Regions from separate parts of the Homo sapiens genome. Here region 2 is linked to region 1. Evidence: chromatin contacts called from ENCODE Hi-C data. All regions are on one chromosome and are shown on one strand. The core of a region is the stretch at or near the end of the contact, and the rest is flanking DNA. Distances in the headings are between cores, read along the strand shown. Region 1 holds the start of AGBL1 (AGBL carboxypeptidase 1). Region 2 overlaps AGBL1 (AGBL carboxypeptidase 1).

What was found. A loop is a pair of places that touch in the nucleus more often than their neighbours do. Pooled maps may share reads with other maps.
Region 2: a loop to region 1 is called in a map of gastrocnemius medialis, with 2.8 times the contacts of the local background. The contact joins the enhancer-like site here to the promoter of AGBL1 in region 1. A Hi-C loop is called at or near these places in 1 of 168 maps with a recorded cell type or tissue (gastrocnemius medialis) and 1 of 50 pooled maps.

Annotation. Positions count from the first base shown.
Region 1 is chr15:86,075,505-86,082,267 of GRCh38, reverse strand. It overlaps AGBL1 (AGBL carboxypeptidase 1), which reads right to left and starts at 2,397. Exons shown (of 23, transcript NM_001386094.1): 1 at 2,245-2,397. The coding sequence starts at 2,295.
Region 2 is chr15:86,181,156-86,187,918 of GRCh38, reverse strand. All of the region lies in intron 5 of AGBL1 (AGBL carboxypeptidase 1), which reads right to left. Among named protein-coding and RNA genes, the nearest start is that of LINC01584, 68 kb to the right of the region's middle. Within about 2 kb of position 3,963, at least 2 of the 41 ENCODE cell types and tissues checked have a DNase peak (open chromatin) inside an H3K27ac peak, as active enhancers do; they include gastrocnemius medialis, where a contact is called at or near this core.

The DNA.
Region 1 (6,763 bases), core at 1,148-3,647:
CTCACCTAGTTTAAGTCCATGGGGAGCAGGGATGGGGACAGGACATCAAATCCATCATGAAAGATTATTCCACAGAATATATGTTCTGGGTTCTCTTTTTTAAAAAGCGTTTCAGAGTTCTGACTTCTACCGTAGAGACAGAAACAGGGCTTAGGGAAGCACTTGGTGCAGGCCAGGCCAGGAACCCAGGTCAATTCTAAACCAAACTCTGATCAACTGAGGAGTAAACAGGAAGCGTGCTCCTGTTATCATAATGTTCTGCTTAATTGGGAACTAAGTAGAGTCTAGTGAACATAATTAAATCTTTCTTTGATAATTGGGAATCTAGCAGTGCCCCGGGGTGATCATGCTAAACATCAATTATCAATTCTCACTGGTGGGAATGCAGGCAATTGAGTTCAACCTGAAGTGACTTTGAGGCCGACTACAGGACATTCATTTTTACTGAACCCCTATTACCAACTTATTACTTTCCCTCTTTCCTAGACAGCTAGTGCAAGGAAAATTCTGTCCATGAGATATTTTCAGTTGTTTGAATCAGTTAATCAAGATCTCCATGCAACTATTCAGAAATTAGAAGAGGTCTCAGAATGTCAGCTTATTGTACCTGGTTATTAAATCAAATAAATCTAGCCAGATACAAATAAATCCTTGGATTTATTTTGCAAATTTCTTTTGAGGTCCACTCCTGCCTCCAGTACCCCTGGTCAGATACATTCTCACCTTGCATGAATCAGATAGAATGAGTCAAAGGACGCCAAGTCAACTGAATATTGAAGGCCCAGTTCTCCTACTATGTAGCCATTTGACATCAAGGAGCCTATTTCACTTCTGAGATTCCGTTTCCTTATCTGCACACCTGAAGGTTGCACTTATTGGTTCTTAAACTTTCAGGAATACAAATCTTCTTAAGAATCAGAGAAAAATGGCCAGGTACAGTGGCTCACGCCTGTAATCCCAGCATTTTGGGAGGCCGAGGTGGATTACCTGAGGTCAGGAGTTTGAGACCAGTCTGGCCGACATGGTGAAACCCCATCTCTACTAAAAATACAAAAAATTAGCCAGGCATGGTGGCAGGAGCCTATAATCCCACCTACTTGGGAGGCAGAGGCAGGAGAATTGCTTGAACCTGGGAGGCAAAAGTTGTAGTGAGTCGAGATCACACCATTGCACTCCAGCCTGGGCGACAGAGTGAGACGCTGTCTCAACAAAATAAAAACAAAAACAATCAGAGGAAAATTAAGAACATTTTTCCCAACAGGGAAAAAGGAAAATACGTACAAAATGTTTATATTCTAAACAGGGGAATGGGGTCATGGACCCCCCCCCGCCCCCACAAGCCCATCATCTTGTGACCCCTTCCAGGAACTTCCAGCTTAAACTCCTGGGGTAGAAGACCCCTTGGGCCTTTTTGAACACTGGCATCCTCTGAATCCAGCTAACTACAAGCATAGAGAGTAGTGGTTCTCAGCCTTAAATCTACATGGAGACCCCGGGGGAGTTTTCAAACTCTAACGCTCGGATTGATCCCTAGATCAGTTAAATCCATGTCTTTGGGGGTGGGTCCCAAGCATGAGTATTTTTTGACCCTCTCCAGGTGATTCTAATGTGCAGACAAGTTTGCAAACCACTGCTGTAGAACAAGAATTCTCAAAATTAGGAATGAATAGCATCCCCCAGGGAGAAGGCAGTTTCCCAGGCTACTGCCCTACATGATTCAAACACCTTCTAGTCAGATCCTGCCTGGGAAAATGCACTGATAGTCGGCATCCCAGGCCATTCTGATGTAACTACAATGTGGGAGCCCAGTAAGATAGCCATTTAGCAGGAGATACCCAGAAGGGTCCTCTCCTCACCTACCCTGTCCTCCCAGACAGCTCTGCATGCTCTCAGCAGGTCTCCAGCCTTATTCAGGAGGAGCCTCAACAGGTCCCCTTCATTTGCCAAACAGGCTTTTTCTCCACCTTTCCCATTTCTAGAAAACTCGGATCTTTTACCCAGAGCCTCTGATCCCACGAGGATCAATAATTTAAGCAGAACAATCATCAACATCGTCGTGTTTAATATTTGAATTCCATAGCATCACTTAGGTCAGCTTCAAGGTGAGAGCCGACTCCTGTTCTCTTGCTGTTAACAAACTGGGCCAGTGACTGCCAGAGGGGACTGTGTGCATAGCTCCCAGGCAGGCCAGCCCAGGCAAACACCCAGCCCGCCGGGTTCTGCACCCACTCTACCCTTTCCTACCTGAAGCGTGTGCAGCAGGACCTGTAGCCCACTAGCTTCTTGTTCGGCCATCCTTTTCTCGGGTCCTAGGGAACCGCTGCCTGCGGCCAGATCCAGGCTGGAGAGGCAGCGGCTGCCAAGCTGACCTCGCTGCCCGCCTCGCAGGAGACGACTGCCCGGAGGCCTCAGCTGCACATGCTGCTGAGTGTGAAGTCAGCGCGGTGCAACCCTAGACCTCGGCACAGGCGTGAATACCCACCGACTCCCACTGTGGGGATTAGGTGAGCCCCTGCTGTGGGGAGGGCTGAGCATTTGGGTGCAGGGGTGGGGAGGGCACCAGCATGAGTCACTCACCCACCTCCAGGCCCATGCAGGAGCAGAGCAAAGGAGAAGCCACCCTGGATGGCTGACAGGCATTCCCAGCTGACCTGGTCAGACTCCCTCTAGAGGCTCGCTCAGCCCGCCCCGCTACCCCACCCCACCTCTTTATTTTGGTCTGTTGCCGGCTCCCGGGTAACAGGAGACCCAAGAGTGCTTGCACAACTGTGGCAGTTCAGGGCATAGAAACCCAGGGCCCCCTGAGGTCCCAGGCTTAGAAACAGGAGCTCTGGCTGAAAAGGAAAATAAGTATTCTGGACATTTTTTATGGACCACGTCCCTTACGTAATCTTTTAATTTTTACAGTAACCTAATAGAGGTGGGTACTATTATGACTACCCTATCCCTGTTTTACAAATAAGAAAACTAAGGCACTGAAATGTTAAGCCACAAGAACACAGAGCTTAGAATTGCATGCCAGGCCTCAAACAGGCAAGCTGGCACCAGAACACAAGCACTACCCATTGCACCATCCTGCCTCTTGCTGCAGCAAACACTTCAAAGTAATGGAGGTCTGAGAGCCATGTCCTCAGCCTCAGGGACAGCAGATGCCCGGGACAAGTTTCCTTCAGACCAATGTAGAATCCATGATCACTTTCTATGTTTTCTGCTAGGGATGTGTGAGCAGAGTCTTAGCGACTAGCTTCTCCTCCTCCCCATATCAACACCCTTCAATGCTGACTTCTCAAAGTATGGTGCTAGGGCGTCACCTGGAAGCTTGTTACGCCTCTCCCCAGAACTACTGTGTCCGAAACTGCATTTAAACCAGATCCTCGGGGGATTTAGAGCTGGTTAACAAAATGACCAGAGGATTAAAGTTTGGAAATCTCCAATTTCGACTATATTGATTACATTGCCTGCGTGTTCAACAACTCTGACAATATTTGACCCAATAAACGAGTGCCCAGCAAGGTCAAAGCACAACTTTACTGTGTTGAAAGCTCGCTTTATTGCATGAAATTGGAGCGCTGAGCTCAGTGGAGATTCTGACTGAGAGCACGGTCAGGTATTATAGAAGAGTCTCAGTGACTGGGGGAGTGGGCTGCCAGCCAACACCCCCGTGCGGAGTTTAGGGAGATTCTGTGAGCATCACAAGCATTCATTAGGCAGGTACCAAGCACATTGGGGTGACTGAAGAAACTGCATTTCCAGATCCTGCTTGGCCTAAGTGTTCTGAAGTCCCGAGTCAGGGGTCAGGCCTGGCCAAACCCTCAATTCAAGGGCAAATTCATGTAGTCCTGCCCTCAAGAAATTTCCACTTAATGGCTTTAAATATGAAGGCCTCCCATCTTGGGAACTGACTATAAGCGCTCACATTTATGAAGCTTGCGGGGTGGGGTTGACGCCGTCTACCCCTACCCCAATTTCTCTACATCTGCTGCCAGGAGGGTAGAAATAGAGGTTCTCTATGGATTTCTATGGGAGGGTGACGCTTTTTAGGGCATGTGCTCTCTAATCCTCTAAGGCCCAGGGTGAAGGGAAGACAGAACTGTCTCATGTGATTGTCTTAAGGGGAGATCATTTCATGGTTGTCAACTGGAGGATAAAGAAAAGAGATGGGGGAAGAAAGAAACAAAACCATTTTCCCAACATAGACCTAAAAAATAGTTCAAAGATAAAAAGTAGTGAGAAGTCATAAAAATGACCTCAGAGGAGAGAACTAAAGGTTTTGTGGTCACACTCCCTGATATTAGAATTGGAGCAAAATTTTCTCCATTTTGAAGAGTGTCTCGGTTAAGCTGCCTGGAATTGCATAGGGCAGAAGTGAGATTAAAATCCTATATGTAAAGGATTGCTCTCTTCTACTTAATGATGACTTTCCCCCCACCGCAGTGCCAGGAACCTGGTTTCCAGTAAACCCCTTGTGAGATAAGGAATGGGCTCCCTCTCTTTCAGGTGACACATCTGCCTCCCATGCCCAGCTTGGCTGCTCTCCCCTTCATCCTCTGGAAAGTTACTGCCCACTTGGCCATGTGGATACATGTGGATGCCAGAGAAGGAACAAAGTGCTAGTTTTCACCCTCTAATTTTTCTAACAAAACTAGGATGTAGGCCAGCTTATTGTCAGCCCTCCGCCGCTCCTTCAGCACGCTCCTCCCTTATGCCTCAACAGAGCCCTGTGGAGACCCCAGCAACCCTGTTTCCCTGCCTAGCAGAACCCTCTTCACTCTCATAGTTAGGGAAAGCCCCAGAAGTACCCACACCCGAACTCCCCTCTCCTGAATTCTATCTTAATGACAGCCCATTCTGTTAGTGAACTGATTACTTTAGGCTGAAGTATAAATGGGTGACAGCAGGGAATTATGCTCTTCCCCAGTTAACATCTGGATTTTAGCAGGGACTCTCCTGAAAGGCAGGTGAGTGTGGAGTCTGCTTGGGCAATACAATATCCTACCCAGAGTAGACTGAAGTGAGTACTCATTAAACCACACGGGGCAGGCAAGAGGGGTTGGTCAGTGCCTAGGGCAGGCCATGGGGGAGGAGGCTTCTTTGTGAAGCTGAGAGAGGACTTCCTACACATTTTACATAATATCTTCTGAAGAAAGGGTTTAGGGAAGCCAGAGAGGAGGTTCAAGCAGAAATTCAGAGAGATCTTAGTCCTCTGGCTTTAAAGAAAGACACATTTCATGTAATCCAGAGATTCCTGTTGCAATTCAGGCATCCCCCAGACCACCTTCTGGTTTAGTGATTTGCTAGGACTCACAGTTATAGTTTATTACAGTGAAATGATACAGATCCACATAAGCAAAAAGAGAGAGGCACATAGAGCAGAGTCCAGGAGAGACCATACGTGAGCTTCCAGTTTTCCTTCCCCTATAGAGTTATGCAGCCAACACTCCCAGCAACAATGTGTGCAACACACACAGGGTATTGTCAACCATGGAAGCTCACTTAAGCCTTGGTGTCCAGGGTTTTATTGGGAGTTGGTCATGTAGACATGAATGGCCTTAGTCTCTATCCCTGCCAGAGGTCAAGCTTATACTGTGTTGCCCAGGGCCCCCAGGTAAACAAAGACACTCACGAGGCAGGACATTCCAAGGATTTAGAGATTAGCTCCCAGGGCTAGACGAGGAACAAATCTTCCTTTAGGCAAGATTAATCCTTTGCCGCACACCTGCCCTCTTATCCCATCATCTCAGACTCAAGACTCTCATATCTTATGAATAACACAGAGAAAGAAGTGCAGGCTTCTATAATTAGAAGAATTCGATAGTGAGCAGAATGCCAGACTCAAAGAGTAGTAATTAATAAATTGACACTGACATAGACGGTTTTCTAACAGCATTTATTCAGTCCCCTTGCTCTTTCCTATTCAACATTTTTATCAATGACTTGGGTGAAAATAAAGGCTACACGCTCATCAGATTTTCGGATGACACCCAGTTAAGAAAGATACGAATATGTCAGATGACCGAGTTGGAATCCAAAAAGATTTCAACAGCCTTGAGTAATGGACCAGATCCTACAGGATGAAATATAATAGAGCCAAGAGTAGAAATTCCCTCCCCCAGGTCTTCACTACCACCTGACAAAAATAAGGTTGGGAGGCTTGGCTAAACACTGCTGAATGTGAAAAAAGCTTGGGGGTTTATCCAGAGGTGAGACCAATATGAGTTTTCAGCATGACCCCATATCCCCAAAGCATCTTTTCAGTCTAATGTCATCACCTCTAAAAGGGGGATAAATGTTGTATCTGTAACCAAAATAGCAGTGAGGCTGAACTGAGATTTTTCCATTGAGAGTAAAGGTCCCTAGAAGATAAATTCTCCATAGATTTTTTTTTTTTTTTTTTGAGATGGAGTCTCACTCTGTTGCCCAGGCTGGAGTGCAGCGGTGCAATCTCGGCTCACCGCAACCTCCATCTCCTGGGTTCAAGTGATTCTCCTGCCTCAGCCTCCTGAGTAGCTGGGATTACAGGAGTGCACCACCATGCCCGGCTAAGTTTTGTATTTTTAGTAGAGCTGGGGTTTCACCACGTTGACCGGGCTGGTCTCAAACTCCTGAGCTCAGGTGATCCGCCCAGCTCGGCCTCCCAAAGTGCTGGGATTATAGATAGGTGTGAGCCACCGCACCCGGCCCATAGATTTAAATTCATAAATGGCAAACAGGATTTCTTTCCTGAGAGTAGAAGGGAGAGAGTAGGTAGCAGGAGAGCATGCCC
Region 2 (6,763 bases), core at 2,714-5,213, 100 kb before region 1:
CCAACCCTGAATGCCTGAGGTTGCAGGGAAATAAAGCAACGTAAAAGGAAGCAGCGTTTTGAGCAAGCCTTAGGGAAGATGTTGACTTCAAATGTCAATACAGATAGCTATATTTGCCAACCAAAGGACAGGATTTGCTACACCTTGGGATAGTGCATTGGTTGAGCAGTGAAAGTCATAGTCACATGTGACCTGTATATCATCTGGACAGTTTAGAGAAGGCCTCTTGAGGGATGAAGGATAGTATTCATTATTAAAACTTGTTAAATTCAATCCATTGTTCTGGGCCCTGATATGCATCATACCACTTCAATCTCACCACAGCTCCATAGGACAAGCACTATTATACCTGTTTTTAAGGTGTAAAAATTGAGGCTCAGCAGCATTAAGAAAGTTGCTTAGGGTCAATGAAAGAGAGGGAGCCCACTCTTGAACCCAAATCCATGGCTTCTGACCTAATGTTATTTTCAATAGTTTGAGGGGCTTTCAATACATCTTCTTTCAAGTCCTGGAATCCCAGAGAAGGTGATGAGGCAGAGAAGTTTCAAGTCAGAACTCTGAAGTTTTAACTATAGCTTCCAACAAGGCGGCTCTTATCTGTGTTGTATTTTGGAATTTCATTAGAATTCATTTGAAAAAGGAAGCAGGGATCTTCCGCTTTAAAAAACCTCGTAAAGAAATCAGCCTGTAACAATGTAAAGCAATGTCTTTCCTTCTCCCATATCCTTTTTTAATTGCTGATACTATGTACAATCTTGTTAACTGATTTGTGGATGGGGGTGTGTGTTGGTTTTCATTCCAATGTGTGCGTTTGCAGCATAGTTTGGATGTTTTTGCTTAAACACAAAAACGAAGAAGCAGTTACAAATGCTTTAACTTTGTTTGCTATAACGTTAGTATAAATAATAGACTAATGTCCTCAAATTATTAATGGAAATAAGCATAGCCTGGGGCTGGATGACTTGAAAAACCAGTGTGTGTTGTATAATGAAGAGAGTGTGGAATTTAGAGTCACATTTTGTCTTGAACTTCATTTCTGGTATGACCTTGTGCATGTTACCAAATTTCTCTCAGGCTCTGTTTCCTCATTTGTAAAACAGCAGCATAAAAGCCAACTTCACAGTGATGTGAAAATTAAATAAGAGAATGTACATAAAAAGAGCTGACACATTTGGGGTTGCTAACTGATGCTCCATTTTTATTGATATCGATGGATCAAATTCTTGAAAGTAATGATACCCTCTGTGAGATTTACCAACAAGAGGCCTTTGTGGCAGCCAGAGGGCTCCGTGTCAGCCTGGCTCTCGAGAATAAAACAGCACTCCCATAGCAAGCATTTTGACAGGCCTGCAGCAGGTTTGCCCTCACGTTTAACACTACACTTGAAATGGTGGCTTGAAAGGCCTGGAGCATCCATAGCACAAAAGAACAAACAATCTTTACACTGACATTGATTTCTCCATTGTTCACGTTTACTGATCAGGACGTGAGGTCCAGAGACTTGTGTTGGAATGCATAACATTTTCTCTTTTTGATTTCTTCAACTTTTATTTTAAGTTCCGGGATACATGTGCAAGATATGCAGGTTTGTTACACAGGTAAACCTGTGCTGCACAGATCAACCCATCACCTAGGTATTAAGTCCAGCATACATTAGCTATTTATCCTGATACCCTCCCTCCCCATGCCCCGCCCCCTGCAAGTCCCAGCGCCTGTTGTTCCCCGCAATGTGTCCATGTGTTCTCATCATTCAGCTCTCACTTAAAAGTAAGAACAGAACGCGTGATATTTTCAAACCCATTTTGGGGGACAGCAAATACACCTTCTCCCAAAGATTTGAATGAATTCAATTGTTCAAGTTTTGGACACCCATAAACCAGATCTAGTGATGAAATCCCACCCTATAGGAACTACTTAAAAGGTAATTTTCAAAAACAAAAGCTGAACTTGAGAGAGAAAAAAAATTTTTATTTTAGAATCCCCTTTTTAAGAAACTGGAAACGATTTTTTTAAATTATACTCTAAGTTCCAGGGTACATGTGCACAACGTGCAGGTTAGTTACATATGTATACATGTGCCATGTTGGTGTGCTGCACCCATTAACTCGTCATTTACATTAGGTATATCTCCTAATGCTATCCCTCCCCCAGCCCCCCACCCCACGACAGGCCCCAGTGTGTGATGTTCCCCTTCGTGTGTCCAAGTGTTCTCATTGTTCAATTCCCACCTATGAGCGGGAACATGCAGTGTTTGGTTTTTTGTCCTTGAGATAGTTTGCTGAGAATGATGGTTTCCAGCTTCATCCATGTCCTTACAAAGGACATGAAGTCATCCTTTTTTATGGCTGCATAGTATTCCGTGGTATATATGTCCCACGTTTTCTTAATCCAGTCTATCATTGATGGACATTTGGGTTGGTTCCAAGTCTTTGCTATTGTGAATAGTGCCGCAATAAACATACGTGTGCATGTGTCTTTATAGCAGCATGATTTATAATCCTTTGGGTATATATCCAGTAATGGGATGGCTGGGTCAAATGGTATTTCTAGTTCTAGATCCTTGAGGAATCACCACACTATCTTCCACAATGGTTGAACTAGTTTACAGTGCCACCAACAGTGTAAGAGTGTTCTTATTTTGCCACATCCTCTCCAGCACCTGTTGTTCCCTGACTTTTTAATGATCGCCATTCTAACTGGTGTGAGATGGTATCTCATTGTGGTTTTGATTTGTATTTCTCTGATGGCCAGTGATGATGAGCATTTTTTCATGTGTCTGTTGGCTGCATAAATGTCTTCTTTTGAGAAGTGTCTGTTCATATCCTTCGCCCACTTTTTGATGGGGTTGTTTTTTTCTTGTAAATTTGTTTGAGTTCTTTGTGATGGTGGATATTAGCCCTTTCAGATGAGTAGACTGCAAACATTTTCTCCCATTCTGTAGGTTGCCTGTTCACTCTGATGGTAGTTTCTTTTGCTGTGCAGAAGCTCTTTAATTAGATCCCATTTGTCAATTTTGGCTGTAGCCTTGTAGTATAGTTTCAAGTCAGGTAGCTTGATGCCTCCAGTTCTGTTCTTTTGGCTTAGGATTGTCTTGGCAATGCGGGCTCTTTTTTGGTTCCATATGAACTTTAAAGTAGTTTTTTCCAATTCTGTGAAGAAAGTCATTGGTAGCTTGATGAGGATGGCATTGAATCTATAAATTACCTTGGGCAGTATGGCCATTTTCAAGGTTAGAGAAAAAGGAGTAAAAGAAATGAACAAAGCCTCCAAGAAATATGGGACTATGTGAAAAGACCAAATCTACGTTTGATTTGTGTACCTGAAAGTGACGGGGAGAATGGAACCAAGTTGGAAAACACTCTGCAGGATGTTATCCAGGAGAACTTCCCCAACCTAGCCAGGCAGGCCAACATTCAAATTCAGGAAATGATTTTAAGACTCCATTTTTAAGCTGTTTGCCCTCTTGAGACAAAAAAAAAAAAAAAGAAAGAAAAAAGAAATAAGGAATAGATCGTGTATAAAAGTCCATGGAAAATCAAAAGCCTTTTAACAATTGCCCTCCAATATACACTCTTATACTTCTGCTTTAACAGACAGAATTACTATGGACCTTATGACTAATTACTCAATGAACTCATTTCAGCCTTCACTGCAACCCTAATGAGAAAAAGACTACTACTAGGATGCTACTTGGAATGAACATTTGTCTCCACTACAAACAAAATTTAAGAAGTCAATATTTGGGTTCTCCCAACAATGGAGAGAAAAATCAGCAAATTAAATTTTTTAAAAGCAATTTTCTTTGCATTTCTTGGAAATCACATCTCTATCAATAAGACATTATAACACTTTATCTCTTTCTGTCTTAAGGAATGTGTACACCAGCTTGTGGCTGTGGCAAACTGGAGCTGTAACACCCACGGCTACCAAGAGATGACAGGCAGGCACGAGTGTGCTGAGGATTAGTGGGTGGCTGCCATCTGGATCTGACTCATGTTTCTCTGCCTCATTGACTCTTGATCTTGTTTCAGAATGATCATTTTCCACGTTCCCTCTTACCCTTTTATATTTTAGTTCTGTAGTTTAATTATTTAATTTCGTAACGGCATCATCTGATTGAGGGACTTTGGTATTAGCTCTGAAAAGCATTTTTGGGGGATTCATTTGGCCTGAAACACCACATAAAATGTGATTTTATTATGTGTGATGAGGATTACTATGATTAGGGTGGACCATTTTCAAAAACAAATTAGTTCAAGGAAACAGAGGTCTGAGGCTGGCTCTTTCCTCTTTAGAGCCCTTGGGCTCCAGTAAAACTGTCCACTGCTCATGTTTTATTTATTTATTCTAGTCATTTAGTCATTTCTGTTTTTAAATTTGAGGAAAAAACTCATCATGCTACAGCATGGTGTGGTGAAAATACATATGCATAGGACATCAGGAGACCTGGAGTCTTCTCTGAGCTTTTCTACCCACTATTTACTTGTGTAAATTATAGGAAATCATCTATTTTGGACTCATTATCCCTGTTTATAAAGTGAGGGTATTGGATTGAATACCTTTTACTTTTTCATTTGCATAAGGCATTTAAAGATTCTATGGAATTAAAAAACTTACTGATATGTCATAGAGTCAAAAATTGTGTTATTTACCCTTTAGAAAGTCTCATAAAAATATTCAAACTGCAAAAATTTTAGCAGTTCTGAGAAACAGGAATGGAATATGCCAAAGTAAAATATTTAGAACTCTCTGATAGCCAGAGATCGGACAGAGGCACCAGTAAACACTGGAGAAATCCCCTATCCCAGAGAAACAAGAACTCAAGGTCAAAACCACGTAAGAATCTTTTGGATAAGCATGAGTTTGATTACCTTCCTCCTTAGTAAACCTGCATATGAGAACTTCTCAAAGTTTGCTCTTAATCACACACACACATGAGAATTAGCCATAATGGGGAGCATCATATTAGTGATACTGAAATAAAATAACAACATCTCTTGCTATGGGTATAGACCTGTTCCACTACACTACTTCTCCAAGGAAACTGTAAACTGCAAACGCCACATGTAAACTGCTAAAATTGTACTACTAGGGTTTCCTTTTGCTTCTTTTATTCTGATCTTAGAGATCCTCCTATAAAATATTTGAGGAGAGATCTATATCAAACTCCAGCATAATCCAATGTGACTTATTAAATAAAACTAATACTGAGAGAACAGCTCTGCTTCTGCAATGCTGAAATAGCAAAGAAAACTATTCTTTAGTTCAAAAAAAGGAGGTAATCAATTTCCTGAATATTCAAGGGGTAACTTCTTGTGAAAGAGAGTAAATGTAATTTAGAAAAAGGAAATTAATTTGGAAGTACTTGATTTGCATTCTCGAGAATATTCTAGGGGCCATTTGGGTCTATAACACTAGACCAAAGCTGTCATGAGACCATAAATCTAAGAATATAAAGAACTGAATATAGAGAGAGAGAGAAATATATAGTTAGATACTTTGTGGGAGACAGTAAACAGCAGATAGGATGTAGCAGAAAATTGAATTATTCAGGTTGTAAACAAACACAAGGAATTTCCCTAGCATGCAAAAAACCTAAGATGACAAAGGGAGAGAAGAGAAAGGGAAGAAGAGAGGAAGGGAGGAAGAGGAGCAGAGAGAAAAAAAGGAAACAAGGGAGAACAAAAGTGGACAAGATATAGAGGCAAGACCTTGAATTGGTTTATGCCTTTCTCTCCCATTACCACTCGTCTCAAATGTTACCTTATATTAATATCCAACCAATTATTTGTCCCACCGAAACCAGTCCATTTCTTGCTTTGTGCATTTGCTAATGCTCTCATTCTATGCTCAAAAAACCCTTCTCTATTTTATTCACTTCCTTTCCATCCCCAACACTGATGAGTTAAATCTAGTTCATCTGTCAAAACTCCCCTCAATTCCTTTTTGAATGAATGAATGCATGATCTAATTATTGATGATGGTGTTGTTAGTTATAATGCATTTGCCTGTAGCCACACAATCAAAAAGAATATATTTTCGACTAGATAGTACTGAAATTATTTTCATTTAATTTTAATAATTATAAAAGTAATTTCTAATGTTATACAAAAAATAAATCATTTACCCCCCACCATTCAAAATAACTAGTTATTGGTATCCTTCTTTAAAGATTTTACTATGCATATTCCTTAATATAAAGTGAACTTTTTTAGTTTTTTGACTGATGTATTGACTTATTATTGGCATGCAATAAGTTATACACATTTAAAATGTATAACTTGATGAGATTTCATGTATGTACCTTTGAAACATCACCACAATCTAGATAATGAATATCAATATCCTCCTCAAATTTTCCTCATTCTTCTTTATAATCCCTCCCTCCTACTCCATATGTACCTCCAACCCCCATCTCCAGACAGCCATTCATCTTCCTTTTCTCACCATAGTTTATTTTACATTTTCTGGAATTTAATACAATGGTATAATACAGTATATACTTTTTAATCTGGCATCTTTCATTCAGCATAATTATTTTGAGATTTATTCATGTTGCAGCATATATCAATAATTTTCTCTTTGTATTGTTGAACAATATTCTATTGTATGAAAACATTACAGTTTATTCACCACTTGATACATGTAAGGATTGTTTCCAGCTTTCGGCTATTACAAATAAATAATGAAGCAATGAAAATTTGTAAATGAGTCTTTGTAAGGATATATGCTTTCATTTCTATTGTGTAAATGAATACCCAGA